Regions from separate parts of the Homo sapiens genome. Here region 2 is linked to region 1. The links are chromatin loops, found by intact Hi-C in ENCODE. Cell type or tissue: K562. All regions are shown on one strand. Region 1 overlaps PTBP3 (polypyrimidine tract binding protein 3). Region 2 overlaps PTBP3 (polypyrimidine tract binding protein 3).

What was found. Hi-C counts contacts between places; a loop is a spot of excess contacts. Peaks named below come from ENCODE experiments on the same cell type or tissue, not always from the same donor. Only the 100,000 strongest peaks of a DNase experiment are listed, where the experiment ranks them.
Region 2: a loop joins it to region 1, with 2.4 times the contacts of the local background. A loop is called at or near these places in 5 of 110 quality-filtered maps.

Annotation. Positions count from the first base shown.
Region 1 is chr9:112,310,763-112,318,762 of GRCh38, forward strand. All of the region lies in intron 1 of PTBP3 (polypyrimidine tract binding protein 3), which reads right to left. Among named protein-coding and RNA genes, the nearest start is that of PTBP3, 19 kb to the right of the region's middle. In K562, no CTCF peak of the experiment used is centred here; DNase peaks (open chromatin) are centred at 2,869 and 4,409; H3K4me3 peaks cover 749 bases.
Region 2 is chr9:112,232,526-112,240,525 of GRCh38, forward strand. It overlaps PTBP3 (polypyrimidine tract binding protein 3), which reads right to left. Exons shown (of 14, transcript NM_001163788.4): 8 at 2,295-2,372. Among named protein-coding and RNA genes, the nearest start is that of SUSD1, 61 kb to the left of the region's middle. In K562, no CTCF peak of the experiment used is centred here; no DNase peak of the experiment used is centred here.

The DNA.
Region 1 (8,000 bases):
CAAGGTACGACTTAAGAGAAAAAGGCATTTAACCAAAGTCTTACAAGTAGTAAGGAGTAAGCATGTAGATATCTGAGGGAAGAATGTTGTAGGTAGAGGAAACAAAATGCCTTGCATGTTCTGGAAAAACAGTAAGGAGGCAATTATGGCTGAAAGAGAATGAGCAAGGGGAGAAGTAAAGAGATTAGAGAGAAGGTGTGTCATAGCATGCAGGGCCTTAACGGCCATTCTAAAGAACCTTACTCTGAGCGAAATGAGGGAAAGAGAGTTTTGAACAGGAGTGAAAAGATCAATTTGCTTTTTTAAAGGATCACTCTGGCTGCTGTGTTAAGAACAGTCTTTAACAAGACAAAGAGGGAAGGACTCTGGTTAGGAAGCTGTGATGATAATCCGGATTAAGGGCCAGGGCAGTTGCAGTTATGGTGGAAAATGTGTTTTTTTTTTTTTAATATACGATTGGCCCACCGTATCCATGGGTTCTGCATCTGTAGATTCAAACAATCACAGATTGAAAATATTTGGAAAAAAACTGCATCTGTATAAACATGTACAGACTTTTTTTGTCATTATTCCCTAAGCAATACAGCATAACAACTATTTACATAGCATTAAATCGTATTATAAATAACCTAGAGATGACTTAAAGTATTCAGAAGGAACTGAGTTAAGTTATATGGAAATACAGTTGACCCTGAACAACATGAGTGAGTTTGAACTGCCCGAGTCCAAATGAGGATCAAAAATACAGTATTCCCAGGATGCAAAACCCAGTTATATGAAGGTTGACTTTTTATACATGCAGGCAGACTTCACCTATACAGAGCCAACTGGAGAACTTGAGTATGCATGGATTTTGGCCCCCCCTAGATACTGAGGGACAACTGTACTCTGAAACAGATTTGCTAGCCAGGCACAGTGTATCAGGCCTGTAATCCCAGCAACTTGGGAGGATGAGGCAGGATAGCTTAAGGCCAGGAGTCTGAGACCAGCCTGGACAAGAGCTAAACCCTGTCTCTGAAAAAAAACGGTTTTTTAATTAGCCGGGTGTGGTGACTTATGCCTGTAGTCCCAGCTACATGGGAGGCTGAAGCAAGAGGATCATCAGAGCCCAGGACGTTGGAGGCTGCAGTGCTCTAGGATCGTGCCTGTGAGTAGCCACTGCACTTCAGCCTGGGCAACATAGTGAAATCCCACATCTTTATTTTAAAAAGAAAAAAAGAGTCAATGTAATGAAACAAAAAGACTGAGGACCTATTTCAGATTAATTTCCTGATTTTGTTAACTGTATCACAGTAATGAATGGGAAATTCTTTGTTTATAGGTAATACACTCAAATATTTAGGGGTTAAAGAATAAACTCTAGTCTCAAAGCATCTTCCAACAAATCATTGATTACGAAAAGAAAATTGGTAACTTTACAATGGAAAAGCCTGGCAGAAAATCACCTTAACCAAGTGATTAAGACATAAAAAAAAGTGGGGAAGCTAAGGCAGGAGGATCACTTAAGGCCACGAGTTCGAGACCAGGCTGGGCAACATAGTGAGACCCTGTATCTACAAAACAACAATAACAATAACAACAACAATTCACTGAGCGTGGTGGTGCATGCCTGTGGTCCCCAGCTGTTCAAGGACTGAGACAAGAGGATCACTTGAGCCCAGGAGATCAAGGCTGCTGTGATCTGTGTTCATACCACTGAATGAACGAGACCTTGTTTTTTTTTTTGTTTTTTTTTTTTAAAAAAAAAAAAAAGGACGTGTGTGTGTGCGTTTACATCTATAGAAAGACTATATATGGAAGGGGAAATGGTAAGACAATCGGGGAAATGATAAATGAAAAATGGTGCAAATATGAACTGGGTAAAGGATATACGAGTTCTTTGTACTCTTCTTATAATCTTTCTGTAACTTTATATTAAAATAAAATTTTAAAAAATAATAATAAATCAATGAAATTCACCACATTAGTACACTAAGAAAAAATAAACTGTTAAAAAGCAGGCCGGGCACAGTGGCTCATGCATGTAATCCCAGAACTTTGGGAGGCCAAGGTGGGCACATCACTTGAGTCCAGGAGTTGGAGACCAGCCCAGGCAACATGGCGAAACCCTGTTTCTACAAAATACACAAAAATTAGCCAGGTATGGTGGTGCATGCCTGTATTCCCAGCTATTCAGGAGGCTGAAGTGGGAAGACTGCTTGAGCTCAGGAGGTCAAGGCTGCAGTGAGCTGAAATTGTGCCACTGCACTCCAGACTGGGTGACAGCAAGACACTGTTTCAAAGAAAAAAAAAAGGAAAAGGAAAATCAAAGTACATATGTGGTATGTACACACTATGGTAAGCTATCAGATAAAGATAACATGATCATATAAGAAAGTCTTACCCATAGTAATTTACAACAAAAAAGTACTTGCACTTACATAATCTTACTCTGACATTAATAAGACTTTTTTCTTTTAAGAGACAGGGTCTCGCTCTGTCACCCGGGCTGGACTGCAGTGATGTAATCACAGCTCACAGTAACCTCCTCTCATGGGCTCGAATAATCCTCCTACCTCAACCTACCAAAGCACTGGGACTACAGGTGTGTGCCACTACACCCAGCCTAATAAGTTATTTTTATATTCATTTCTTCAATATTTATTCACCATTGTGAGCAGGCAGCTGTATTGTTTATCCATGCCTGGATAACTAATTACTCCAAAATTTAGCAGCTGGAAAAAACAAATATTTTGTAACTTAATTTGTGGAAGTCAGAAACCTGGACATGGCTTAGCTAGGTCCTCTGGAGAGTCTATCACAGACCGGAATCATCTCAAGGCTTAACAGAACACATGAAGGATCCACTTCCACACTTACTCAAGTGGTTGCTGGCAGGACTCAGTTTGTACATGGGCCTGTCCATAAGATAACTTACAACATGGCAGCTCACTTTTATCAGAGTGAGCAAAAAGAAAGCAAAGCCCAAGTCTTTTGGAAGCTAATCCTTTTAAGTAGATTTAAGTCCACCATCTCGCCATTTGTTGTCTTTGGCTCAACTGTTCTTTAACCTATCTTAAACATAGATAGATTAAAAGAAAAGGAAAAGGAATAGGAAAAAAATACAGTCAGCTCTCCATACCGATGAATTCATCCATGGATGAACCAACTGACGACGGAAAACATTTGGGAAAAAAAGTTCCACAAAGTTACAAAAAGCAAAAGTTGAATTTGCCATGTGCCAAATACTACCTTAAATGAATCCACGCAAATGAGGTTATGTGTAAGCACTGTATTAGGCATTCTAAGTAATCTAGAGGTGATTTAAAGTATACAGCAGGATGTGCTATAAGTTATATGCAAATACTGCTCTCTTTATATAAAAGACTTCAGCCTCTGCATCCACAAATTTTGGGGTCCTTGGGAAGTACTGGACCAATCTCCCAAGGACAAGAGGGACAAATGTATACCACACAAATACCAATCATAAGAAAGCTGGAATGGCTACATTAACATTAGACAAAGTACACTTCAAGATAGGAACTATTACTGAGATAAAAATGTATATTTCACAAGGAGACAAAAGGTCAACTCATCAAGATATAACACTCCTAAATGTGAATACATATAGTAACTGAGCTTCAAAACACGTAAAGCAAAAACTGACAGAACAGCTGGGTGCAGTAGCTCGTGCCTCTAATCCCAGCACTTTGAGAGGTCAAAGTGGGAGGTTCGCTTGAGCCCAGAAGTTTGAGATCGGCCTGCACAACAGAACAAGGACTCATCTCTACAAAAATTTAAAAATTAGCCAGAGACAGCGGTGTGTACCTTCAGTCCCAGCCACTCAGGAGGCGGAGGCGGGAGGATCCCTTAAGCCTAGAAGAGAGCCTGGGCTAGAGAGCGAGACCCTGTCTCAAACAAAACAAAACAAAACAAAAAAACAAAAAAGAAACACCTCACAGAACTACAAAAAGAAATACACAAATCTACAATTGCGGACAGAAATTTCAATATTTCTCTTCTCTTTAACAGAATAAAAAATCAGTAAAGATACAGAAAACCTGAATTTCAACCAGTCTGTCCCACTGACATTTTTTTTTTTTTTTTTGAGACGGACTCTTGCTCTGTCACCCAGGCTGGAGTGCAGTGGCGCGATCTCGGCTCACTGCAAGCTCCGCCTCCCGGGTTTACACCATTCTCCTGCCTCAGCCTCCCAAGTAGCTGGGACTACAGGCACACGCTGCCATGCCCGGCTAATTTTTTGTATTTTTAGTAGAGACGGAGTGTCACCGTGTTAGCCAGGATGGTCTCGATCTCCTGACCTCGTGATCCGCCCACCTTGGCCTCCCAAAGTGCTGGGATTACAGGCATGAGCCACCGCCCCCGGCCCCCACTGACATTTAAAAGGCACTACACCCAACAAAATTAGACTACACATTCAAGTGTACACAGAACATTCATAAAGACAAACCATGTTTAACATAAAACAAACTTCTGGATACATAAAGGGACCGAAATGATACAAAACATCTTATCTGATCAAAGTAGTAAGCTTTAAAAAAAAAAAAATCAGTAACAAAAAGATATCTGGAAAACCAAAATATTTATAAATTAAACACATTTATAAAAAATCATGGGCCAAAAGAGAAGTCCCAAGGAAGAACACAAAATATTTTGAACTAAGTGAAAATTAAAGCCCAGCCATATCAAAAGTTGTGGGATGCAGCTAAAGAAATAGAAAATTTGTACTCAGGAGGCTGAGGAGGAGGATCACTTGAGCCCAGTTCAAGGCTGTAGTGAGCTATGATAGCGCCACTGTACTTCAGCCTGGGTGACAAGGTGAAATCCTGTCTCAAAAAATAAAAATAAAAAACTATTTTAAAAAAGAAAGAAATAGAACATCTGAATAACATGGTTTTAAAAACTTAATTCATAATTTAAAACCTTCCAACAAAGAAAATACACTCACAAATAGCTACACTGATGAATTCTATCAAAGAGTTTTAAAAGAAATAATACCAATCTTACACAAATTATTTCAAACAGAAGGGAACACTTTCCAACTCATGTCAGTTGTGGTCATCTAACAGTTCCTTGTCTTTCAAGGAATTTGTACATTTGGTCTAAGTTACTCATTATTTCCTTCCTTCTACTTTCTTGGAATTTAATTTTCTCTGAATAAAAATGAAAACAGGATAAAAATTTTGAGATAGTGCTAAAGCCGTGCTTACAGGGAAATTTATATCATTAAATGATTACATTAAAAAAGATCTCCAGTCACAACAGCAAGTGTTGCCAATACATTGTTAACAATGGTAACTCTCATACATTAATAGACAGTACTCTGGAACCATCTAGTAAAGTTAAGCATATGCATTACACCTGGATCATCCAGTTTCTCTTGTGGCATGGTAGGCAGACTTCTAAGGTGGTGCCAAATGATCCCCATCTCCTAGAATTCATGTCCAAGTGTAATTCTCTCTCCTAAAGTATAGGTTGCACCTAGAGACTCGCTTCTACTGAACAGAATACAGCAAAAATGACGGAATGCCACTTCTGAAATTAGGTTTCAAAAGACTTTTACCTCATACTCTCTCACTCTCTTTTTACATATTTATAAGAAGCAAGTTGCCCTAAGGAGAGAAGCACATGGCAAGAAATTGAGTGTGGCTTCCAGTAAGGCCTTTAGCTCAAAGGCCCAGGAGATGACTCCTGCCAACAACCACACAAGTGAGCTCGAACATGGATTCTTCCCTGGAAGATGACTGCAGCACCCACCAGCACCTTGTAAAAGTTCTAGAACCAGAAAACCCAAGTAACCCACGCCCAGATTCCTGACACACAGACACTGGCAGATAACAAATTTTAATACTAACAAATAAATGTTGTTTTAAGCTGCTTAAAAAGAAGGTATCAGGCTGGGCACAGTGGCTCACGCCTGTAATCCCAGGACTTTGGGAGGCCGAGGCGGGTGGATCACTTGAGGTCAGTGAGTTAATTAATCATTTAATGCTAAGGTCAGGAGGTCAAGAGTGGTGTGGCCAACATGGCGAAACACCGTCTCTACTAAAAATATAAAAATTAGCTGGGCATGGTGGTGTGCACCTGTAATCCCAGCTACTTGAGAGGCTGAGGCAGGAAAATCGCTTGAACCCGGAAGGCAGAGGCTGCAGTGAGCTGAGATCATGCCGCTGCACTCCAGGTTGGGCGACAAAGTGAGACACCATCTCAAAAAAAAAAAAACAGTAAAGAAAAAGGCCAGGAACAGTGGCTCACGCCTGTAATCCCAGCACTTTGGGAGGCCAAGGCAGGAGGATTACTTGAACCCAGGAGTTCAAGACCAGCCTGGGTAACATGACAAAACCCCATCTCTACAAAAAATGTTTTTAAAACATTAGCTGGGCACGGTGGGAGGACTGCTTAAACCCAGGAGGCAGAGGTTGCAGTGAGCTGAGACTGCATCACTGCACTCCAGCCTGGGCAACACAGTGAGACCCCATATCCAAAAAAAAAGAAAAAAAAGAAAAAAAATTAGTGAGGCACAATGGTACATGCCTGTAGTCCCAGCTACTTGGGAGCTGAGGTGGGAGGATCACTTGAGCCCAGGATCCACCACTGCACCACTGCACTCCAGCCTGGGCAACAGAGCAAGACCCTGTCTAAAAGAAAGATATCAAGTCAAGAAAAGCAAATTAAACTCAATGTAAATAGAAAGAAGGAAATAAAGAGTAAAACTGATGAAATTCAAGAGTCAATCAACACAGGAAATGAATAAAACCGAAAGCTGCTTTTCAAATAGACCAACAATACTGAAAGCTAGACCAATCAGGAAAAAAAGAAAATATCAATTATGAATATCGGTACTGAAAAGATGAAAATTACTACAGATCCTACAACATTAAAAGGATAGTAAGAAAACATTATGGGCCGGGCACAGTGGCTCACGCTTGTAATCCCAGCACTTTGGGAGGCCAAGGTGGGTGGATCACGAGGTCAGGAGTTTGAGACCAGCCTGACCAACATGGTGAAACCTTGTCTCTACTAAAAATACAAAAATTAGCCGGGCATGGTGGTGTGCGCCTATAATCCCAGCTACTCAGGAGAGGCAGGAGAATCGCTTGAACCCGTGAGTCGGAGGTTGCAGTGAGCCAAGATCGCGCCACTGCACTCCAGCCTGGGTGACAGAGCTAGACTCAAAAACAACAAAAAACAAACAAACAAATCCATTATGAACAACTTTACATGCATAAATCCCAACAACTTAGTTGAAATACAAAAATTCCTTGAAAGATACAAATCCAACACCCATTAATGTTACCAAAGAACAACAAACAAGAAATAAGAAATGTTTCCAACTTAAAAAAGGGCATCTAAGAAAAACCTACAGCTAAGAAAAACTGCCTGTTTTCCCGTAAGGAGCAGCAGTAAGGCAAAGATACATAGAAGTCAGAAAAAGAAATAAAGGTCACCCAGATTAGAAAAGAATAAAACTACATTCTCAGATGACATGATCATGTACATTAAAAATCCTAAGAAATTTACCCAAAAAAAGGTAATAAGTAAGTTTTTATAGCAATATCACAAAACACAAGATCAATATGCAAAGTATTTCTATATATTGACAATAAAACACCATTTACATTAGCAAGAAAAATGGCATACATGTGCAAAACCTGTACACTGAAAACAACAAAACAACATTGAAAGAAATTAAAGACGACATAAAAGAATTTGAAAGCTGGGTGCAGTGGCTCACACCTATAATCCCAGCACTCTGGGAGGCCAAGGTGGGCAGATCACTTGAGGTCAGGAGTTCAAGACCAGCTTGGCCAATATGGTGAAACCCCATCGTGACTAAAAATATAAAACTTAGCTGGGCATGGTAGCACACACCTGTAGTCTCAGCTACTCAGGAAGCTAGGGCAGGAGAATCACTTGAACCTGGGAGGCAGAGGTTGCAGTGAGCTGACATCCCACTACTGCTCTCCAGCCTGGGCAACAGAGTGAGACTGTCTCCAAAA
Region 2 (8,000 bases), 78 kb before region 1:
CTACAAACACTCCCTCTGTTTCTTACAATAGATATATCCTAACACCCTTCTATCAAGTGTATATGCTTTTCATACTGACTTCTACCATAAAATCAGATATGTATTTTTTTAAAGTCCTTCAGCAGAAAGTCAAAAACATGCATGCTAGGTAGTGCTATATGACATTTTATATGGGAAAAACATTTTGTGACTGTATAAAATGCTATATTAAATATTATTCTGACCAAAATAGATATTTACAGAATTCAATATTCTTTTGTAGCAGAAATGTTCTGAGCTCTCTACTTCTCTAGGTACTATGGAAATCCTGAAAGCTCAGTAACAGCAGAATACTGACACTATACTTAAAACAGCACACTTTCCCACTATTTTGTGTTCTCAGCTTAAAACCTGTCTAAGGTAAAACCTCTAGTTTATGCAAAATGAACCAATTCCTTAATTTAATGACTCTTTAAAATAAACAGTCTGACCACTTCACCACAAATCATGTAATTAAATTATAATATATTTTACATTCAGCCTATTCTGCTTGATAATCTAAGAAGGTCATAACTACCATCATCCATACTGCTGAATTTTAAAACTGTGCAGACCACATTCTCAGGCTGAATACTACTGCACGAAATCAATAGCCTTCACATGACATATTCCCATGCCCCTCCAGTCCAACCCTGACTTTTGCATAACTTTTGCTGTTTGTATGTCTGTTATTCATGAGCTAAGAGCACAGTTGAGCTACACTGTAGGGTGTGTGTGTGTGTGTGTGTGTGTGTGTGTGTGTGTGTGTGTGTATCTTCTATCAGCTTAAAAGTCTTATCAAGTCAGAAGCCCTCTTTTATTCACTTTTCATCTTTCTTAATATTAATTAATATTTATATATAGAGTATATCTAAAAGAAATATCCAAAATGAGGGAAAACATATCAAAATGTCCACCAATTGTTAAACCTTGAGGAGCTTCAAATAAATAAACTATGTTTTTAACACAATAGGTAGAATATTCACTTAATTAAACATATGTTAAGATATACTAAAAACCACCAAGATGGTAAAATTTAAAACCTCAACCTTCATATCACTCTTTCTGTTAACTCCATCCTCTCCATCAAAAAGAGAGTAGTTATTGGCCAGGTGCAGTGGCTCACCCTTTAATCCCAGCACTTTGGGAGGCTGAGGCAGGCTAATCGCTTGAGGCCAGGAGTTTGAGACCAGCCTAGCCAACATGGCGAAACCCCACCTCTACTAAAAATACAAAAATTAGCTGGGCGTGGTGACATGCACTTCTAGTCCCAGCTACTCAGAAGGCTGAGGCATGAGAATCATTTGAACCCAGGAAGTGGAGGTTGCAGTAAGACAAGATTGCACCACTGCATTCCAGCCTGGGCAACAGAGTGAGCTATCTGTCTCACAACAACAACAAAAAAAAGAGAGAGAGAGAGTAGTTAAAATTCCCAGAATTCAAAGGTTAGAATATAAAGATTACTGCCAGAAAGCAGCTATGTTGCAATTTAAAATGTAGTTAAAGTCATGAATCAGTTTAAGTTGGAAATATGTGGAGTAGGCTTACCAAACTCTGTCATTCCCCTAATCACCAACCTCAGTGTTTTCTTTAGACACCAGAGATAAAACCATAAAGTAACATTTTCTCTTTTCCTTAAATTATAATCAAATTCATTTTGTTTACTGTTTTGAAAATAATGGGAATCATTATCAACGTATTAATCAACTCCTATCTCTTAATTACCTCCATTAGCTAAAGAGACAAAATATATATCCCCTGAAATAAACAGCATGCATACCCCTCTATCGTAATCTTCAAAACCCATTAATGACAAAAGGTTTTCCAAAGATGAATAGTGAATGTATAGTATGACTGCATATTATTTGTTGAGTACTGTCAAAGGCATTGAAGGCCCAAAGATAAGACAGGTCTGTTCAACACATAATTGATAAGTTTATCAGTAAAGACAGAGCAGCTTATACATTTTATATAACAACTGGAAAGGCAAATCTAAGGTTATTTAATGTAGTTAGCCTATAGTTATTTGTGCCAAAAGCAAACATAAATGATGCAGAACACATACTGATTACTGGAATTAAAAATAGGACCAGAGAGAATAATTTGTAAATAACAAGGAAGCTATATATCATACAAATCACTACACTTCTACAGCTGATATGCATAATGCTTTATGGTAAATTCTTCAAATATGATAACATTCTTCATCTTGGTAAGTTCCTAGAAAATATACAACTTCATTAAAAGTCATTTCAAATCCAACTTAAAAGAATCACCTGTAGCTTGAGGAAATCCAATGGCTGGGGCAAATCCAGCAGCCCCTGCATATGGTGAAGAAATTATACCCGGTGCACCTAATGGGAAAGAGAAGCTAAAGTAAACACACTACCTTCTATAAATATCGTTATCAAAGCAATATAAAATGGCTCTATGAAAGTATATTACTAACAAAGAGATTCTGTTACGGAGTAAAGATCTGTTCAACAAGTGATCTTTAACGTATAAAAAGAGCCTCTGCCACTTCCAAAGGCTAACCCTTTTCAATTGGGTTCAAGGACCAAGAGTACAGTTTAGCTATGATTTAGTTTTGGACTAGCCTGAGATTCTTTCTCTTATTTAGAGCAATATTTCATAATGAAAAATCAGTTACTTACTAAATGTTATTAAATCTGTATCTGTGGGGTAACTATGCTGATTTAAAAAAAAATGAGTTAAAATCCTTGCCTTTGAGAGGCTTACAAACTAAAAGTACGAATTATAGGAGATTCATGATGAGGGTCGAAAGGTACAAATTCAAATATATTACAATTGGAGTAAGAAGTGATCACAGAGGATTCACTGTGACTGGTCAGAGAAGTTTTCACTGGAGGTAAAACCTGAGCCAGATATTATGTAATTGAAGAAGCACAGTACTTAGTGTGTACTAAATGCTAAACAAATGCTGGTCTTCTCTTTCCTTTAAGAAGCCTGTTGACTGTATATCATCAACAAAAACGGGAGTTCCAATGGAGAGTCAGTTTTAGCAGACAAATGATTAATTTGGTTTGGGGGAACATCAAATTTAAGATGATGATGAGATATTCAAAAAGAAATGGCCAAAAGTGGAAATAAGGGCACAAACTCAGATTATTGTAAGTAAACACATAAATTTGTGAATTACCTGTGTAGAAATAAATGTGAAAGCCATACAAATGAGAGCTCCACTTAAAAAGAGCACAAGACAAGAAATGAAGAAGGCTAAAGATACAGCCTGGGGGTATAGGTACACTTAAGCAACAGAAGGAAAGGGAATATCCTACAGAAAAGAGGAAGAGACTAGCCCTAGAAACAGGAAAGAAACAAGGAATTATAGTACCTCAGAATCTAGAGGAATAGTTTCAAAAGGGGGATAGGGAGGACCTTCAATATAGGGCACAGAGAATGAGAAATGAAAAAGGTAAAACAACAGTATTACAGAAGTAGTGAGAGGTTGGACTGCAAACCTCAAAGGGGGGAGTTTGCTTTTTCAATGATAGGGAGATGACTGTATTTATAGGCACAAGTATGTAGGCTCTATTTTCCAGGAGTTAAAAACTCATATAATTTTATTTTCTTCATTAAAAAGAATTATTTAATATAATTTATTAAATATGTAACTAATTATAGTAATTCAAGAAAATACCGTCACAAGAGACTGCAGGGATAGAATTAGCACAGAGAATTGACACTGAGATTCAAAAAATGAGAGTAACTGACAGAATAACTGATGAAGTAAGAAGGGAGAGTGAAATCCATTTAACAAATACATGTTGAGAGCATATCATGAGCTAAGCATTCTAGTGAGGAGTCTGAACAAAGCAGACAAGATTTTGTCTTTGCTAAACTTACACACAAGCAAGCTCAAGATCATAGGTAAAATGATTCATTTTTACAACAGAAAACACTGTATTAAAGGCACAAAGGAAGACTTCACAAAGAGGCCTCAAGATAGACACAAGCAATTATGAACATCTACACTAGAAAGGCTAAAAACAAAGTTAAACAATAAGGAGAGATACGGTGGATATTGTATTATTGTTGCCAAATATTCACTTGCCCCCTTCTATATAACTGGCCAAACATGACTTGCAATGCCTTTAGGTGGAAGAGCACATATTTCCATGCAGTTCACACTGGGCTTGATCATGTCATGTTTTTCCCAAAGAATACTGGTGGAAATGACACATGTTCACATGTTACTTCTACACAGAGCCTTTAAATGGCATTAAGGGTTTATATCTGCTCCCTTATTCTCGACTCTCTGCCCCAAGAATGCCATGTCTCAAAAAGGAGTGGATCTTTAGCGTGGGCCCTAGATAAAAAAGGCAAGTGGAGGATGGCTGCAAGAGCTTATTCACAGCTGCCGAGGCATGGGAGAGAAATAAACATTAATTTCTATCAACCACTGATGAGGGGGAGTAGTTGTAAAGGACAGCAAAGTGGCTAACACAGATGGCTACAGAAGGGGTGAGCAGAGAGAGCTCTAGCAAGCAGTAGATTTGAGAGAAATGAGGAAAGATTTTGAGATAACTATCATAGAACATTAAATAGAAATACATAAAAGGACTGGCAAACAATCATCAAGACCAAATTTGAATAACTGTTTCCATGTAAAATAAGATTAATAAGAACATTTGCTAAAATTTGACAAAACACACATTTTTCAAGTGTCTATATAATCCACACTCCCTAAATGAGCAGAAACAGAAACATCATATAGCAAAGTAACCTGTTAGACAGTGGATTCATATCTTCATTTCAGAATGAGGCAATTACACAAACCTTTAAGAAAAATGTTTCAGATCCGAATAAGAACGGATTCTTCACATTTGGAAAATGTACCACCATGATAGCAACCAAGGCAATACGAATTAATACATAAGATAACATTTTAACCCATGAAATCAGTTTATCACAGTGTTATTTGAAATAGCAAAATCCTAAAGAAACAAGCTTAATGTCTAAATTGGAGAATAATTAACATAAACTAACCTTACTGCAGAAAAACGCTCAATGAACAAGTATAAAGACTTTCTTTAAAAAACCTAAAAGTTGCCGAGATTATAAGGAGTAACTAGGCCCAAACTCTAACCCTGTGACACTGAGCTTTGGTTTGATCAGCTCATGGGGTAGCAGGCCAGAAGCAAATCCCAGGGTTAGCCCACAGTGAGAAGTCAACAGGATACTCTCACTGCATTAACCTATTAATATAAGCTGAAAATAACCTACCCTATCTACTATTCCTCCCATCTTCAAAAGACTACAAGGAAGGTTTGCTTTGTGACCAGCAGAGAAGGGAGAAAAGTCCCCTGAAAAGTTCTAACCAAAAGGAAGCTTTCACAAAAATTTACAGTCCAAATTTACATTTCTTGGAAGTCCAAAGGAAAATCAAGCTATAAATTTAGGTTGAAATGATCCTGAACGTAGAGCCTTTAATGCTGCAGGCAAGCAAATTCTCTCTGGAGGAACAAACACCTTAATCCTGAGCCTCAAAGGACAATCATAATTAATTCTCCAAGTAAAGTGAATAACTCATCCCCACCCTCCCCCACAAAAAAACCCAAAAAGTCAGAAATATCTAAGCAGAAAGAAAATTGCAAAAAATCTGAGATACTAAATTAAGCAGATGAAGATTTAAATAGTATGTTTGAAAAAAGACATACAAAAAAAATCTGTAGTACAGGAGACACTTTTTAAAAATGAACCAAATAAAATTTCTAGAAATGAAAGCCACAATTGCTAAGATCTAAAATTATAGGACAGATTTAACGACAATTAAACCAAGCTGAAGAGCGTCATCAGTGAACTGAAAGTTAGGTCCTAAGAATTATTCCAAATGCAGCTCAGAAAGAAAAGTTAAGTTTTACACACTGAGGACAGTATGGGGGTATAACATGTCTAATCAAAGCTCCAGAAAGGCAGGAGAGAAATAGTGTTAAGGGGGAATATATGAAAGGATAATTTCTAGAACCACTAAAAATAACAAACAATCCACTGACTCAAGAAGCCCAATGAGCTCCAATTAGAATAAAAATAAATCCTTAAATGAATACATCATATTGAAAGTACACAAAAGAAAAAGGACACCAAAAAGGAAAATCCCTAAAGAACAGCCAGAAAAAACAGAGCAGCAGTTAGCTTGACAACTGACTTTCTAAGAGCAACAATGGACATCAGAATACCACAGAATGGTATCTTTAATACGCTGAAAGAAAAAATACCTGTCAACCTAGAACTTTATACTCAGCAAAAATAACTCTTAAAATTGATTAAAAAAAGAAAGATATTTTGGGGCAAATAAAAACTTCAAATATGTTACCACAGACCTTTCCTAAGTGAAATACTAAAAAGGATCCTCAGGCAGAATATAAGTGTTTTCAGATGGCATGTCTGAGTTGCAAGAAGGAATGAAAAGCCTAAAGAGTTATATATGGTTTAATCACTGATTGTACAAAACAATAATAACAAATTGCCAAGACTAAAGTCAAATAACATAAAAATATAATAACATCACAGGTAAGGAGGAGGCAAAAGGAGTCCAAGTGTCCTAATTTCTTCTATTATGTAAGAAAAGGTACAGCTATTAATTAACATTAGATTTTGGTAAAATGTTTGAAAGTTAAAAATCTAGATAAAAACAGAAGCAGTGCTAAACTTCAAACCAGTAGTGGAAAAAACAGAATAATAAACATTTATTCAGCAAATATTGTTTGCATGGTTATTTTGCTTCCAGAATTAGGAAATATTAGTAAACTGAATAGGCATCCTACTCCCCAAGTCTGCCCTGGTGAAGTTTGAGAGATTAAAAACAGAATAAACAATACACAGAATACGCAATAAGTTAATTGTATGGCATGTAAGGTGACAATTACTATGGAAAAAAACAGGCTGGGCATAGTGACTCACACCTAGAATCCCAGCACTTTAGGAGGCCAAGGTGGGTGGGTCACTTCAGGCCACGAGTTCAAGAGAAGCCTGGAAAACATAGTGAGACCCCGCCTCTCTATAAAAACTTTGAAATTAGCCAGGCATGGTGGTATCTGCCTGTATTCCCAGCTACTCAGGAGGCTGAGGTGGAAGGATTGCTTGAGCCCAGGAGTTCCAGGCTGCAGTGAGGCATGGTTGCACCACTGCACTCCAGCCTGGGTAACAGAGTGAGAGAGATCTGTTGAAAGAAAGAAGAGAGAGGAAAAAAGAAAAGAAAAGAAGAGAGGGAGGGGAGGGGAGAGGAGGAAGAAGAAAAGGAAGGAAGGAAGGGAGGAAGGGAGGAAGGGAGGGAGGGAGGGAGGGAGGGAGGGAGGGAGGGAGGGAGGGAGGGAGGCAAGGAAGGATCGATCAGGAGAATTCTGAGGAAGACCTTGACAAGACAGGTCAAAGAAGGCAGATGAGAAAAATCTCTCTCAGTGTACCTGGGAGAAAAGTACTCCAGGCAGAAGAAATAACAAGTGGAACGATCTGGAGGTTGGAACACACCTAATATGTTTGACAAACAATAGGGATTTCAGTATTGAGGGGTAGAAGGATGAAGTAGGGGAGCACAAAAAAAGATTTGTCAAAAAGAAAAAAGATGGTATAGGGCCTTGTAATCCAATGTAAAGATGGGGGCATCCACTCCAAAAGAAACAGAAACCTTTGGAGGGTAGTCAGCATTAGAGTAAAATGATTTGACTTAATTTATTTTCTAACTTATATAGAATACAATGTACATATATACATGTGTATGTACTATATTATGTATATCTATCTATGTACAATGTGATGAGTTTTGATATACTGTCATGTGCAGCGGAGCGGTCAATGATCCACATATACAATGGTGGTCCCATATGATTATAATGGAACTGAAAAATTCCTATTGCCCAGTAATGTTATAGCCATTGTAACACTGTAGTGCAACATATTCCTCATATGTTTGTAGTGATGCTGGAATAAAACTCTATAAAAGTACAGAAAATAAAATTGTG